Linked DNA regions of Homo sapiens: region 2 is linked to region 1. The links are chromatin contacts, found by Hi-C or POLR2A ChIA-PET in ENCODE. All regions are on one chromosome and are shown on one strand. Each heading gives the region's core, a stretch centred on a gene start or an enhancer-like site at or near the end of the contact. The rest is flanking DNA. Distances are from core to core; before and after follow the strand shown.

The links. Hi-C counts contacts between places; a loop is a spot of excess contacts on that map. ChIA-PET counts read pairs that join two places held with the same protein, here RNA polymerase II (POLR2A). Pooled maps may share reads with other maps.
Region 2: a map of B cell shows a loop between it and region 1 (2.1-fold over the local background). The contact joins two enhancer-like sites. A Hi-C loop is called at or near these places in 6 of 168 maps with a recorded cell type or tissue (B cell, CD4-positive, alpha-beta T cell, CD4-positive, alpha-beta memory T cell and 3 more), 20 of 37 single-sample maps with no recorded cell type and 6 of 50 pooled maps. POLR2A ChIA-PET finds 5 or more read pairs at or near these places in 5 of 52 experiments (GM12878, OCI-LY7, activated B cell and 2 more).

Annotation. Positions count from the first base shown.
Region 1 is chr5:158,956,312-158,963,909 of GRCh38, forward strand. All of the region lies in intron 6 of EBF1 (EBF transcription factor 1), which reads right to left. Among named protein-coding and RNA genes, the nearest start is that of EBF1, 140 kb to the right of the region's middle. RefSeq lists enhancers at 1,509-2,371, 2,100-2,169, 2,200-2,249. Within about 2 kb of position 2,085, at least 5 of the 41 ENCODE cell types and tissues checked have a DNase peak (open chromatin) inside an H3K27ac peak, as active enhancers do; they include B cell, where a contact is called at or near this core.
Region 2 is chr5:158,994,091-159,001,483 of GRCh38, forward strand. All of the region lies in intron 6 of EBF1 (EBF transcription factor 1), which reads right to left. Among named protein-coding and RNA genes, the nearest start is that of EBF1, 100 kb to the right of the region's middle. Within about 2 kb of position 1,686, at least 4 of the 41 ENCODE cell types and tissues checked have a DNase peak (open chromatin) inside an H3K27ac peak, as active enhancers do; they include B cell, where a contact is called at or near this core.

The DNA.
Region 1 (7,598 bases), core at 835-3,334:
GAATGAGAGCTGAGAGTAACTTTCCCTGAAAGGACATTTGTAACCATTAAAAGAAAGAGAACTCAAAAAGAAGTTCAAGAGGGTTTTCAAAACTGGACTTTTAACTGGAAGCTTAATTGCAGGATGTACCTTAGAATGCACGCACACATAGACACACACACACACACGCACACACACACACGCACGCACACTTTCAGATATTCCTTCTAAAATAGCTCTTGACAATTTGTTTCAAATCATGAAATCACGACCTTAAGGTCTTCCAAGTTATCTTCAACCATCCAAACAATTAATTCTTTGAGAAAGACATACTTACTAAAAGAAAAAAGAAGTTGAAAATATTGAAAATATTATAGAAAGGTTCCAATGGAATTAACCAGAAGAGAAGGTTCTAGATGTTAAGCATGTACTACCACTCCCACTACCTCTGCCACCAACACTTCTTTTTTTTTTTTTTTTTTTTTTGAGATGGAGTCTCGCTCTGTCGCCCAGGCTGGAGTGCAGTGGCGCGATCTGGGCTCACTGCAAACTCCACCTCCCGGGTTCACACCATTCTCCTGCCTCAGCCTCCGGAGTAGCTGGGACTACAGGCGCCTGCCACCACGCCCAGCTAATTTTTTGTATTTTTAGTAGAGACCGGGTTTCACCGTGTTAGCCAAGATGGTCTCGATCTCCTGACCCTGTGATCCACCTGTCTAGGCCTCCCAAAGTGCTGGGATTACAGGCGTGAGCCACACTTCTAATGAAAAATGCTAGCAGCTCCCAATTACTAAGAACTCTGTGCCAAGCTCTCTGCTGAGTGCTTTCTATACATTATACCATTCACTCTTCACAAGCGCCCTGTGAGATAGACATTATTATCCCCATTTTACAGATGAGAAAACTGAGGCTTCATAAATTTAAACATTACTTGAACAGCCAATAAAATTATAGATATTTACCAGACTTTTCTGTAAGGTATTATTAATACAATGGTAAGCACTGTCATGGATGCAAGAAAATACTGGAATTTAAATGACAAAGATTAAGTCACATAAGAAATGAAAATTGATGAGGCAGGTCTAAGCAGGAAGTCCCAAGAGGGCAGGAACCAAATCTGTTTTGTTGCAAATTAGGTCTGGCATAATATCTGGCCTATAGGAGATGCTGAATCAACAGTTGTAGCTAAATGTAGAAAACAATACGTAGCAAGTGAGTATATTAGAACTCTCTGAACATTTTATCTCCAGAGCACTTGGTTAATCAAGGTTCAAGAAAAAAATGGTCCCAACTCTGCCACTACCATTTCAAAGCTCCTTGACCCAGGGTGTTTCAGGTAAGCCATAGTTCCATGGCATGTGCCTCTTCTTTTTATTTGGGTCTGGCACCAGAGGCTGAATCAGAAAATCTCCATTTCCCTTTGTCCCTATTCTGCCATGGACGCTTCCTCTGCCAAACATTTCATAGTTCCTTTATGGCCGCATGATATTTTTCAAGGGAAATGATTGGCAAACAGCCAATACCCCTAATGCAGAAAAGATGCCAACATCACTCCCAGGTTTAAATACCTTCAAGGAGACCCTCAACTGAAGTGGTCCTTACAACCAATCTGACTTTTTTTCACTCTCTTTTTGTGGGAATATCTTTTACACGAGGCTTAGAGGGAAAAAGGAAAAAATAATAATAAGAAAACGTAAAGAAAAAGAAAACCTGCCTGAAATGAAAAATTCCAATCTTGCCTCTGTAAAAATCCTTCAAGCCCAGTCAGCTGCCCCTCCCCCTTGATCCAAGCCTCTGTGTTTCCCGGCAAAGAGGTTAGAAAGCTGTTGAAAAACATTCTCCTGCTGAATTGAGACTGACATCTGACAGAGCTCGGTGGTGTCCTAACTTGAGTGAATTTAAATGACAAGCTTGGCTTTATAAGTAAGGGATCCTCTTTTACAATAGAACAGCATGATTGCTTCATGGCAGAGGGGGAAAAGAGGGAGAATCAAAGTTTTCTTCAAATCCCCAGTGGTGCCATTGACCTGTCAGAAGGTTGTGACCCACTCCTGTTAATCCATGCAAATCAGATGCCTCCAATTTGCGGTGCTGATTGGAGTACCACACCTTTAAATTCAGGAAGCGGCCTTAGAGTGAGGTTCCGATCACAGAGTTCAGTTCACCTCTCATTTTTTTCTTCTTCAAAAACATGATGACAGCTGACTTCCTTCCCGCCCTGCCCTTACTCAGTCAGGGAAGACTGTCTGATGGTTTCCTGATTAGCATCAAGGCAAAAGCAGCATGTTTTTCATAGGCTATCGCTATTACCTAAATTATAGGCCTGTTGCTCTCAGCATTTTCCCCCCACAGACAGGTTAATATACACATCCCACTGGTATTATTGCTTTGCGAAGTCACCCAGTCATTTTTATGACATAGAGGGGAGAAGGCCTGGAATTCCCCGGAAGAGGCTTCAGATCCAGATGAGAGACTCTTACACAACCAGAAACGCCGTTTTCTAACCATCCCATTCAAAACTTAACAACACTTCCCACGTTCAATGCCATGTGCCGTGCATATTTTAAACCATGGGTAATTTCAAGCAGAAACATTCAGAAAAAGAAAATGAAAAGGCTGGTATTTTGGATATCAGGAATATGTGATTGCCCACACGATTCGCACATTACTCAAGTTGTCCCCAAGTCATCTTGAACTGGCTACTTAAACAATGTAAGTGACCAGAATTTTTGTGCATCATATCAAGGTAATTCAAAATTCTAGTGAGAGGAGGGATTATTTAAAGGACTTCAGTGAATTTGCATTTTCCAAAGCTTGGAAAATAACTTTCTTAAAGAACCCCTGAACCATTAACATATCTGAGGAATAAATAATTGTAATAACCATTTGCCCATATTTTAGAAAATATACTATTCCTAACACCAAAAAAAGATGCCAAACATAAAACAAATCGAAATAAACTAAAACAAAAATATAAAGAAAAACTCTAGCTCTACTTAAGAATTTTTTTTTTTTTTTTGAGACGGAGTCTTACTCTGTCACCCTAGTTGGAGTGCAGTGGCTTGATCTCAGCTCACTGCAACCTCTGTCTCCAGCGTTCAAGAGATTCTTCTGCCTCAGCCTCCTGAGTAGCTGGGATTACAGGAGTGTGCCACCACACCTGGAAGATTTTTGTATTTTTAGTAGAGATGGGGTTTCACCATGTTGACCAAGCTTGTCTGAATCTCCTGACCTCAGGCAATCTGTCTGCCTCGGCCTCCCAAAGTGCTGGGATTACCGGCCTGAGCCACCAGGCCTGTTCAAGAATTTTAAAGACATAAATAATATATAATTCTTTCAAAATAGGAAGACTTTTAAGACAAAAGAATATATATGTATGTATATATATATATACTTTCAAGATAGAAAGACTCAATTTAGTAGAGATGTCAACTTCCCTAGTCTTTAATACATTACTCAACTTTCTAAAGACATTATTTTAACCAAAAATATGATTCATTCATATACAAGAATAAATAAGCAATAATAGTCATGAAAATGGGGGATGATTATATAATTAAAACACATTATACAGCCATAGCAATTAAAATCATGCAGTAAGAGAATCAAACTAGATCGACCAATCAATGGAACAGAACAGAAAGCCATGTGCCTATATATCCCTAGTTAGGGTGGCTATTCAAAATAGCAGAATTGACACCTACATTGTCCCTGGAGCTCCAGTCTGGAAGACATAATACCACACTCACTCCTTTAAATGCACCAGAGAAGCCCCTTTAAATTGATAGAGAAGGGTCTGAACTGAGGGGGAAGGAAAGGAGGGGACACTTAGAGCAGCAGATATTTACCAATCAGCATGGAAGCATTTTAAGATTTTAATAAGGGCTATAGTCATATTGTAAGTATCAGTGGAATATCTACCCTATATTTACTGATAATAAATGAGGCATTCTAAATCATTAAGAGAAAGTGAGCTTATTCAAAAATTGCCACTTAAATAAATGTTATTCAGAAAAAAATTGCTGTATCTAATTTATTTCTAAAAATAAATTATAGAAACACTAAAGAGGTTACATGTAAAAAGTGAAATCAACAAAGAACTAAAAGAAAATATAGGTGAAGATTTATCTGACCCTAGAGTAAAGAAGACATTGTTAAGCACAAAGCAAAAGAAAGACTCTAAAACTGGAAATGATTAATAGACTTAAGTATATTAAAATTGTACATCTCTGTAAAAAAAAATTTAAATTGAAGGGCAAACTGGAGGAAAATGTTTGAAAAATGTTTTTAAAAAATAGGTTCTCTAATGGTTTTTAAATATATCCACAAATTCTTCAAGAGGTGGAACTTCGTTTCTCTCTCCTGAATGTGGGCTAGAGTTAGTGACTTGCTCTTAACAAATAGAAGAAGACAAAAAGTGCAATGTGTGACTTCCAAGACTAGGTCAAAAAGGCCTGTCAGTTTCCTGTTTGCTCTCTGTAGGCTCACTCAGTGTGGGAGAAGCTGGCTGCCATGTCATCAGGATACCCAATCAGCCCCGGAAAGGCCTTGTATCAAGAAACTGAGGCCTCAGGCCAATAGCCCTGTGAACGAACTACCTTGGAAACAGATCTCCCAGCCCCGGTCGAGCCTTCAGATTGCTACATCTGACCTGAAATTCTTGTGAGACAATAAATGTTTATTTTTTGAAACCTAAATAAAAGCCCATAAGGGAAAAAAATAAGGGAGAAAATGAATAGGCAATTCACCAAAATATGCATATAAATGGCCAAAAACACAAAGAAAAATATTCGAGCTCAGTATTCAACCTCAGCAATAATCACAAAATATAAATACTATATTTCAGTTTACCAAGTTGGTACAAGTTTCTAAATGAGGTCCTTTGAGGACGCCAGTGAACTGCACTGTCTTAACACATAGTGAAAGTGTAAACAGTATAACCTTTTTGGAGGGCAATTTAGCCACATATATCAGAAGGCTTAAAAATGATCATCTCCTTCAATTCAAAGATTACACTTTGAGGAATTAAGCTTAAAGGAAAAAAAAATCATATTCAACCCAAAGATACACAAGGTGGCTCATTGCTGATTTTAACAATTGCAAAAAATTGAAAACTGACTACAGACTCTACAACAGAGTAAATAACTTATAGCCATAGGATGTAACGCTGTGCAACTATGTGTTTAAAAAATTATGAGATACACTATAATATTCACAATAAAAGAAAAAAGCAAGTCACAAAACAGCATAATCCAATTTTGTAAATACACAGTTCTGATATATACAGAGAAAATATTCTGAAAAAAATACAGATGTTAAAAAGATGATTTTTCCAAATTTTTGGATAAAAGATAATTTTTTCTTTCCAGTCTGTATTCTTTTAAATTCTCTACAGAGAATGTAAGTTACTCTTTTAATTTATTTTCTAAAAAATAAAAATCATTTTAGGAACAAGAGATAAATTATGTGCTTACCACCTACCACTAAGTAAAACTCCGACCAGTGGAGGTCATTTCTATTTTCTCAATAATTATTTCTTTATCTAAGCTTCTGAGGGAAAGAGAGCGAATTTTTTTAGGAAGAGAGAAAAATGAAATTTTGAAATCCTAGAAAGTCTTATTCCAGATGAAACAGGGAAAGCTTGATACTTTTTGTATAAACCTGAGTGGTTAGTGGCACAAATGCATCAACCCCATTTGTTTACACCTTGCATCTGTGCCGATGCACAGGCCGATCAACCATCTTTCCATACAAACGCTGAAGGTTACCAATTGTCACAGATTTGGACTGCTATCGATGGCAGCACAGGACTGTGTTTAAGTGATCTGATAAAGCCGGTGGCAGCTTGAGGGGCGGTATGCTTCCAAAATACGTAAACAACATTGTCAACAACTAGCCCATCCCATAAATGTAGCCCCCTTCTCAGATGTTTTGAAAATAAAATAGGCATCTCTTGCTTACCTTCCTGTAGGCCCCAAACAAAACAAACAATCACATTAAACTCAGAGCTTCCAATTCAAAAGCCTTGGAAACCAAGCCAATAACATAATGAAGTGAAGCTGCCAAGAGGCTGGGGACCGAGGCAAGCAGAGGACCATATACCCCATCTACAAGGCAACAACACCACAATGGCCAAACGAAACGCTTCCCCAAGCTCAATATGATCACAGTTGCCAGTTTGCAACTTTGACTCTGCACACTCCCTAGGAAGAGTTTCTAGAATCATGAAGTTTCTCAGTGCTATAAACCAGAGTGTCATTATAGAAAGCTTTGTTTTATCAGAGTACAACTTCTTATGTTCTATTCACTTTCCTCAGTTAACTAGCATTGCTTTCTGTACTGGGCTTATAAGAGAATGAAAGTAAATACTTTTTAAAGCCTACAAAGCCCATATAGGTACTTACAGTTCAGGGTGAAGAACAGTATATTAGAAGTCTGAGAGCAAGGTATAAATCTCGCCTGCGGGACTAAAAAGGTATAGGACTTCGAGCCATCTCTGCAGCCTCCCTTTCCACTTCTTTAAGGATGGGGTTTTATCAGATCGTGGGTAAGTTTCATACTGACTCAAAAGGCCCACAATTCTAAAATTTAGGAAAACAACTCAGTGACACCCCAGAGTGAGTTCACATCTAGCCCAACCTCCTGTACCTCCTATAACACTGCCCTATAGACAGACCACTATTTACCAAAAAAGATGATGAAATCCTTTTCCACCAGCAAAGCTGAAAAAGCATAACAGATCACTCCATTTCCCTGGCATTCTGGCCAGTCAAGGTTTTACTACAATCACGTATCTCCTTAACTTCTTCGGTGGCTTATAGCTTATATTTTCACTTACAGACTGTGGAGGTCCAGGAATGAATGATATTCACTAAAGAATACTATCCTCAAATGTCTGTTCCACCACTAGCCAATTATGGTATCCCACCAGATCTGAATTTCTAAAGAAAGGTTCTCTACACACTAGAGTCTTAAAAATGTTCAGAGGTTTACCACAAAAAAAACAAACATTTTCCAACAGATTTGCAATGATACTTTGCTATTAACTTTTACGGAATGACAGTACAGGTTCTTTGAAGGTTTCATCTCCTACATTGGATGACAGTAAGAACATCTTCAGAACTGACCCCTACGACATGCCACAATTCAAGCTTAGAGAATACTCCGAAGTCCATGACAAAGGCTTCTCCCTCCAACTGAAAAAACAACTTTCCTACCTCTTCTACCAGTTATAGGCCTCTGCCTACACACAAAACATATCACAAAGCATGCAATGTAGAATCACAAATAGAACGACCCCAGGGATCCTGTGCTTTTAAAGGTGCTACTAGGGAAGCTGGTGGTCACCTGATCCCCTTTGTAACTTGGGTAGGAAAAAAACAAAGATATTAAATCGAAACATTTAAACATGACATAAAAAGGCACCCATCCAGCTATTAATGAATGGCAGTATATAATGGAATATCTAACGAAAGAGTGTTGGAACATTTTCTCTGCACAATTTCTAGTGTAAATTCTTGTTGAGGTTTATTGCTTTGTTTCCTTCCTCCCACATTTATTGATTTCATTCTTGGAATCAGACATAGTACTTGGAAACAAAAATAGGAAGACAATAATAT
Region 2 (7,393 bases), core at 436-2,935, 37 kb after region 1:
CCCCCTCATGTGGTGGGTTAATCATTCCCCTTCCTGCAGGTGGGTGCGTCTCAGAAGGAGAACAACATGAGCTACATCTCTATCCCACCAACTTAAATAACTGTGAGATTCCTCTTTAACTTCCCCACCCAGGAAAGACAAAGGGGAAACTCCAACAATATGAATAGACCAAAGAACACTCTAATTTTCTATAAGTACAATGAGCGATCTGATTCCAGATATTATTTGGGTACTGTGTACAGTGGCTTTGCCCAAACCCAGCAAGCAAGCCAACCTCAGCCTCTTTTAACTCTTGATCTTAGAGTCAAGGGGCCTTTCAACTTACAAAATCCACTAAGTCTAAATGTGTCTTGTTAAAGGGAGCTGTGAAAACACAACATAAGCAAGAGTGACACAACCTGCGGAGCTGTCACCTGACATCATAATCTACTAATGACAACTCTGGAACATCCCTTGCACGCCTTTTGAGTAAAGTATAATATTTCTTGGAACTCTACGCCTAAGATTTTGCCTGGCTTTAACACTTATAATCATATGAGCCAGAAGTCTCATAACGAGAGTGACTGATCTTGCATTACCATTTTACATTTTATCATTGGAATGGTTATTTTATCAGAAATTCATTTCAACCTCAAAATCCCAAACATGTCATTACATTAAGAGATCCAGTAGGGCAAAAAACACAGTTTTGCTCAAACTAATATGGCAGAAAATTCATGGATGACTTTTTGCATTAGGCAAGAATTCTTCACTCTTGACAATGCCAAACAACAAAGTTCTCTAAGTTCATTTTGATTATCAAAAATTTATTCTGAATTTAACACTTCAGAAATGAATCAGTGACATGAGAGTCACACTTTCAGACTCCAGCAATACACAGAGAAAGCACTGATCCCTCTGACGAGTTCTCAGCTATCAATCAAGAGAAGCCAGGGCCTTCTAATTGGTTACCCTCTGCTTTGCCCAATAAGGCATCCACTTATATCCTGGTCAAGCTTTGAGGAAAACTCATCTTCTGTCTCAGAGTTCATTTCCTCCTTGATGGGAGAATTTGGGGAATAGGAGTAAGTAGTAGAAAATTGGAGAAAGAGCATGCCAGGTGCTACCCCAGATTTTCCTTTTTCTACTTCTCCCCAATAACACATTGTCCTTGGATTCTTACTAGTGGCATAAAATCACCTGAACCTAAGTATTGGTGGTGTCTTCATGATACAGTCATATTTTATTTAACAAGGCACAATGGTTTCATGTGGAATAGTCACTGCAGGGGAAACTTTTAGGCACAGTAGCAGATCAATGCTAGGGGGACGCTCATATGCTTGGCTTAGAACTGCTGTGAATTCAGCAGCAAATGCACAGGTGTCAGGATTCGGTGACTATATAATCTCCAAGGCTCTTCTGAGTCCTGAGTCTAAAAAGCTAAATAATCTTCCAGTGCAAGAGAGGCTCTTGACACCCCTCAGTGTGGTGTTGAGGAAAAAGCCCCGAACAGGGCATCCTGTGGAGAGCAGAATGACTCCAGGATCTGCCATTTGTTAAGCTCTGTGAGCTTGGATATATGCCTTACCCTCTCCGACCTTCTTACAGGGTCATTGTAAGGATTAACTGGATGATTTAAGAAAGAACCCAGCACCCTGCCTGGCACAGGATCACTGCATGATAAAAATCTCAGTTCCTTCTTTCTTCATATCACAGTGCACTCTGTGCTACTCCACCTATGGGGAGGGTGGCCCTTGCCTGAAACGATGAGCTAAGAAAGATGATCTCATCTTCGGTCACAGACTCGCAATGCAATTTTATCACATGACGTGCAGAGCCCCCCAAAACATATTAGTGAAACCTACTAGATTCCAGAGGTGCAATAACGGTGTCAAGTGCTGCATGAAGAGGACTTAGACTCCCTGAGGATCTCGGCCCTGTTTCTAGCTGTCTGGCCTCCAGCCTAGGAGAATACAAACAGCTATAACAGATTCTGGGCCCCAAATCCAACTTTAATTTACTGGTGACCTCATGGCTTTCAGGAGCATTACACAGGACTTATCTGGAATTCACTCTTTCCAACACCCTTTCTTTTATTAGAGAAATCTGATGATCATGCTGATTTATCAGATCTTTTTATCTAGAAAGGAATTTTTCTGGAAGTACTTAGTGTTGTTTTAACCAGATCAACAAACATGTCCGGGACTTTATAAATAACTTGTAAGCATGTAATGTCTTAATATACTTCCTGGGTAAATTAGTGATGGCTTTGCTACAATTTTCTCTAATTTTTATGAAATTTTTAACTAACTCTCACTTTATAAGTTAACCATAAAGATTGTTGTCTAGATTTGGACAGTTGTGATTTCTGTCTTTTACCCAGAAGTAAGGGGCAAAGGATATTGTTTCACTTTCTTCAAATTTGGTTTCTGAAAGTAACTTTAAAATGTGAGCTTATTCTAAATTACTTAATTCAGTTCTGGGTGTACATTTCTAAGGTTGTGGGGAGGCCAAAGACATGTAGTATTGGTGGAAAGTGAGGCGAATCTTAACACAATTTCTTGAAAACACTTAATATTTAGTAAAAATCCACTTAAGCAGCCTTACAGGAACTGGACACTTCTACCATTTATTACTGAGTTTCTAGTTTAAAGACAACAAATGCAAGGAATTATGATACTCAAGCCCATTCCTAATAAAAGAAGGCTCACATCTTACGTGTCTAAATATTTAAAAGCTATAAAACAAGCTAGCAAACTTTTAAATGAAATATGTTATACCTCCTGTCTTGACAAATACTTCTTTATAACAACCTGGAAAGCCAACTTCGATTGTAGAATTTTCAGTTCTTCAATGTTCCTCTCAAGTAGTCAGTGGCATAGGGAGGCCAGCCCCAACTACACCCCATCCTCTTCTCTTTCCACCTCTGGCTCTGATCCAAATCTCAAGGATCAGAACACAGCACACGTATGAACACAGCAGTGCTCACATCCAATCTCCCTCCTCATCCTCCACAAAAGCCCTTTGTCTACTCCTCAAGACTCAGGGTGCACACATGAGTACACCCTGCAGAACCAAGCCTTGAAAGTGAACTCAGGGCCTTTGGAGCAGTGAATTCCTGGGTCCCAAGAACGCTGAGCAACATCTTACAAGAGTGGGCAGTTTCCAGGTGGCCCCAGGGGTCTCTCACTCCCTGAGGAGAGCCAGACTGGGACCCTCTAAAGAGCAGAGGCCAGGCGGAGGACCCTTGAACTGGGTCTGTGAGCAGTGCTGGACATTCAGCCCCATTCCGAATAAATACTTCACATTCTACGTAGCTAAGTATTAAATATTTTGCAGTTTCCAGTTATCTAAAAATTGCTAATCCACATACATAGAGTTGTTTATCCTCCGTCTACTCCTCAATTCCCCAAAATCCAGATTCTACCCTCAATGCATAAATTAAGCTGCTTTAAATTCACCAATGATGCCCATTCTGCCAAATCCAACTGACTCCCTATAGCTCTTTTCTTCCCATTACTTCTTTCTGGGTCTTGTTGAATCCATTCCTGATTTTCACTGGTGCTTGTCCTTACGCCATGCAAATTTATTCTCCAAACTAACACAATAGTAGTTAATGAATGAAGCACATGTAACATGTCATCCCTCTTGTAAAACCCTCCAGTGGATCCCTGTGGCCCAAAGGAAGAAGTCCAAGCCTCCCAGACACAGGCCTTTGCTAGCTCTACAGCAGGCTCTCCCTCTACTCCTTACCTCAACGCTCATGTTCTTGCAGCGTCAAAGCACTCCTCACATCATTTTTGCATTCAACAGGAATTTACCAGATACCCACTATGTGCCCCCTCAAGGAATGTTTTATACCTTTGCATATGTTGTTCTCTCTACTGTAAATGGCCCTGTCCTGCCACCATTTCCTTCCCCTCCCCTGCTACCTCCTCCTCATTCTGAAAGGCTCAATTCAGGACACTGACCTCCTCTAGGAAATCTTCCATCATATTACCTCCCATCAATTAGGACAGCCATTCCTTTTTTCCATGCTCCCAATGTCTCCTCCTTGCATCGCTTTCACTATACTCTATCTTATTAAATTTTAATGAAGTCCTCCACCCCCAAATTATGAGCTTCTTCTGGCCAGTCTTTTCTGTATTTGTTTTCCAGAGCCAAACACCCCATGTGTGATTGCAGAATGAACTAAACCCAATCTGTCTTGCTTTCTGCTCAGATGCAACCTCCTCGACAAGGCTTTCCTCCACCCTTCTCTAAAACTGCCCCTACTCCGCAAGCTCTAGCCCCTAACCCTGCCTTATTTTCCTTTACGACACTAACTACCTGAGATTATAGCATATATTTATTTCTCTTCCACATCGAGGATGAGAGTTCCACAAGGCCAGGGACTTTGTTCCCACTATTGACTGCCTGAATCCACAGAATCTGGAATAGACAGGTATTCGATACATAACGTTGAATAAGCAAATGAATGCACTAAGTGTCTGAACTACTTCAGCTTCCGAAAACTTCAATCATTTGTCTATCATTTTACCAACCCACCTACCGCCCTTATTGTCATTTACTTAATAACTTTTCTTTAAATTGACTAGCTATTTTCAGCAAAATTATTCTAAAAGGAAACTATATGTAGAAAACCATTCAACTGAAGGGAAGCACAAAAGTAGGCATATAATTATTAAATTCAAAATGCCTGTGTATCTCCTGAAATCATCTCACAGGCCAGCACCGGTGCTTTTACTGGTAGCTTACCACACTTTGGGAAGTGCTATTGACTTGATCAAACAGATCTTTGATTCCCCAACTGTGCCGGATCGCGATGTATATTATGTATGCTTTTCACCTAGTACTGAAAAATACCCACAACCTGAAGAGTTTAGTGCCTACACCCAAAGCATTTCTCTGTCATGGAAGCTTCAAAGGTTCAGTCCGAATACCACACTTCTCAAATTGCAGTGAATGAACCTCAAGCACACACAAGAGTTTTTGTGTTTCATTTTCTCTTTGAAAGAAAAAAAAAAATCTGACAGAAAAAGAAACAGAATGAAAGCCATATTGATGGCTCTTACCCAGAGACTCCACTCTGGGATGAAGCTATGCTGCAGCCTGAAACACTGGCAATTCCTAAGAGTGTATAATGCCCCAAAAACAGAAAATGTGACCAATAGTTGTTCCAAGCAACGGAGACATAACTTCAAAAGCATTAGTACTTATAATTAGTTTCCATAAAAATCCCAAATTTTCTTCACTTCAACCAAGACAGGTTTCTTCTTTAAGACAAACTACTTTCGAATAAGTTGTTAAGTCTTTTAGAGAACTCCTTACATCCAGTTAAAGGATCTGTCTTCAAATCTTTTTCTCTCTCTTGGCTAAGCGGGAACATGAGATGTTTTCAGTTAGAGAACAGAAAGCTTTCCAAGCATTTGTGAGAAATTGGTGGGTTTTGCCTCTTAAAATGCTGTAACTATACACAAATATTTTAAATCTATTCCAAGTGGCAAGTTTTCAGGATTATAAACAGAGAACTGATCAGTGTGTTCCAATGTTGACATGGTAAAAATGAAAACTAAGTTCAGCAGTTGCTGATGGTCTCAAAATTATGCTATCCACTGATCCGTAGTGTATTTTTTTCTTTCTTCTTTGAAATGAAGCACAAAGATTCAATAAGAAATAAAAACCTACTGACATTTTAACGAAGCCTCTATCCACCATTACAGACAGACATACATATAGAAAAATAAGCATTAAAACTTTATTGTAAGAATAATGGTATCCAACTCTTTTCCTACTGTTCACTTTTTCTGCTGTTTTGCTACAGAAAGCTGTTGATACATCCATCACTGGCATTTTTGAGAGACAGTATTGTGTGGAGCAGCAGTTCTCAAATGTGCTCCTGCAGAAATCTGAATGTCTCTGAGTCTCTTTTATGGGCCATGGGGTGAAAACTATTTTCCTTATAATACTACTGACCTGACATTTGTGCTGAAGGTGCAAAAGCAATGATAGATGAAGCAATTCATGCCTTGTGAAAATCATGGCAATCATGCCAAACCGTACTCACTAATCATTGTATTCTTCTCCATCACACACTTGCAGTACAGACACACACACACACAAACACAAAGCATCAAAGCCACTTCATTTAAGAATGTTGTTGAAGTAATAAAACTACTAATTTTATTAAACTTTTTTAAATATTAAATTTTATTAAATCTTGACCCTCCTTACATCTTCGTAGTATTCTTTGAGATAAAATGATAAAATGAGTAATACAGATAAAGCTTTTCACTGCATACCAAAAAGTACAATGGTCATGTCCAGATAAAGCATTTGTGCAACTGTCTGAGTTGCAAGCTGAAGTAGTTATTTTCTGTTTTGTTTTGATTTTTCCATAGAACAGCATTTTTACTTGAAAATACAACTGACAAACTATGGCTTTTCAAACTTGTGTATTGCAAACATTTTCTCAAAAAGTAAGACTGTCACTTCAAAGAAAACTATTGACAGCAGGTGTTGCCAATAATAAAATTCACCTTTCAAGTAAAAATTAGAATTTTGGAAAACCTGGGTCCACAACTATGAGATTGGCAGCTCTCCAATACCTTTTCTGATGAGATCAATGGTGATATTAATGAACATAAATCGTTGATATTGTCTAACAAAGTATGTCACATAACTCAATGAACATAACTCAGTGAACCAATATTTTTCAAATGACCAATGAGTGATGTTACAAAATGATGATGGGTAAAAGACCTATTCATAGTGAAAGATATACCAATGTATTTTAATGTAAGGAGTTAAAAAATTCATTGATATTGTTTCAGGTATCACACAACTAACTTTTGAGAAACTTGTTAAGTTTTGGTGTGGTATCAAAGAAGAATAGTCACAGCTATCTGAAAAATAACAATTAAAATACTCCTCTTTTTTTCCAACTATATATATTTATGAAGCTGGGTTTCCTTCATATACTTTAATCAAAATGACATCCAGGAACAGAATGTAGAAGCAAATATGAGAATACTGTATTCTATTAAAAGTCAGACAATGTAAAAATGTAAAACCATGCCATTCTTCTAACTAAATGTTTTTGTTTCAGAACATGGAGTTATTTTATCATTATAAACTGTGTTTATGTTAACATGTGATGGGGTTGCTATTGTTATTTTTAAATGAGTAAGAAAGAAATTTTTTTTAATTTCTCATTTTAATTTATAAGACAGTAAATATGGATAGACATAAGCCACATCCACAAAATTTCTTTAAATCTTCAACAATTTTTAAAAGTGTAAAGGAGTCTGAGGCCAAAAGATTTCAAAATCACTGGTCTAGCATTGAAGAGACTGGAATCTGTAGTTAAGAAAGATCCACAAATTATGACTCAACCATTCACTGACTGTGTGAC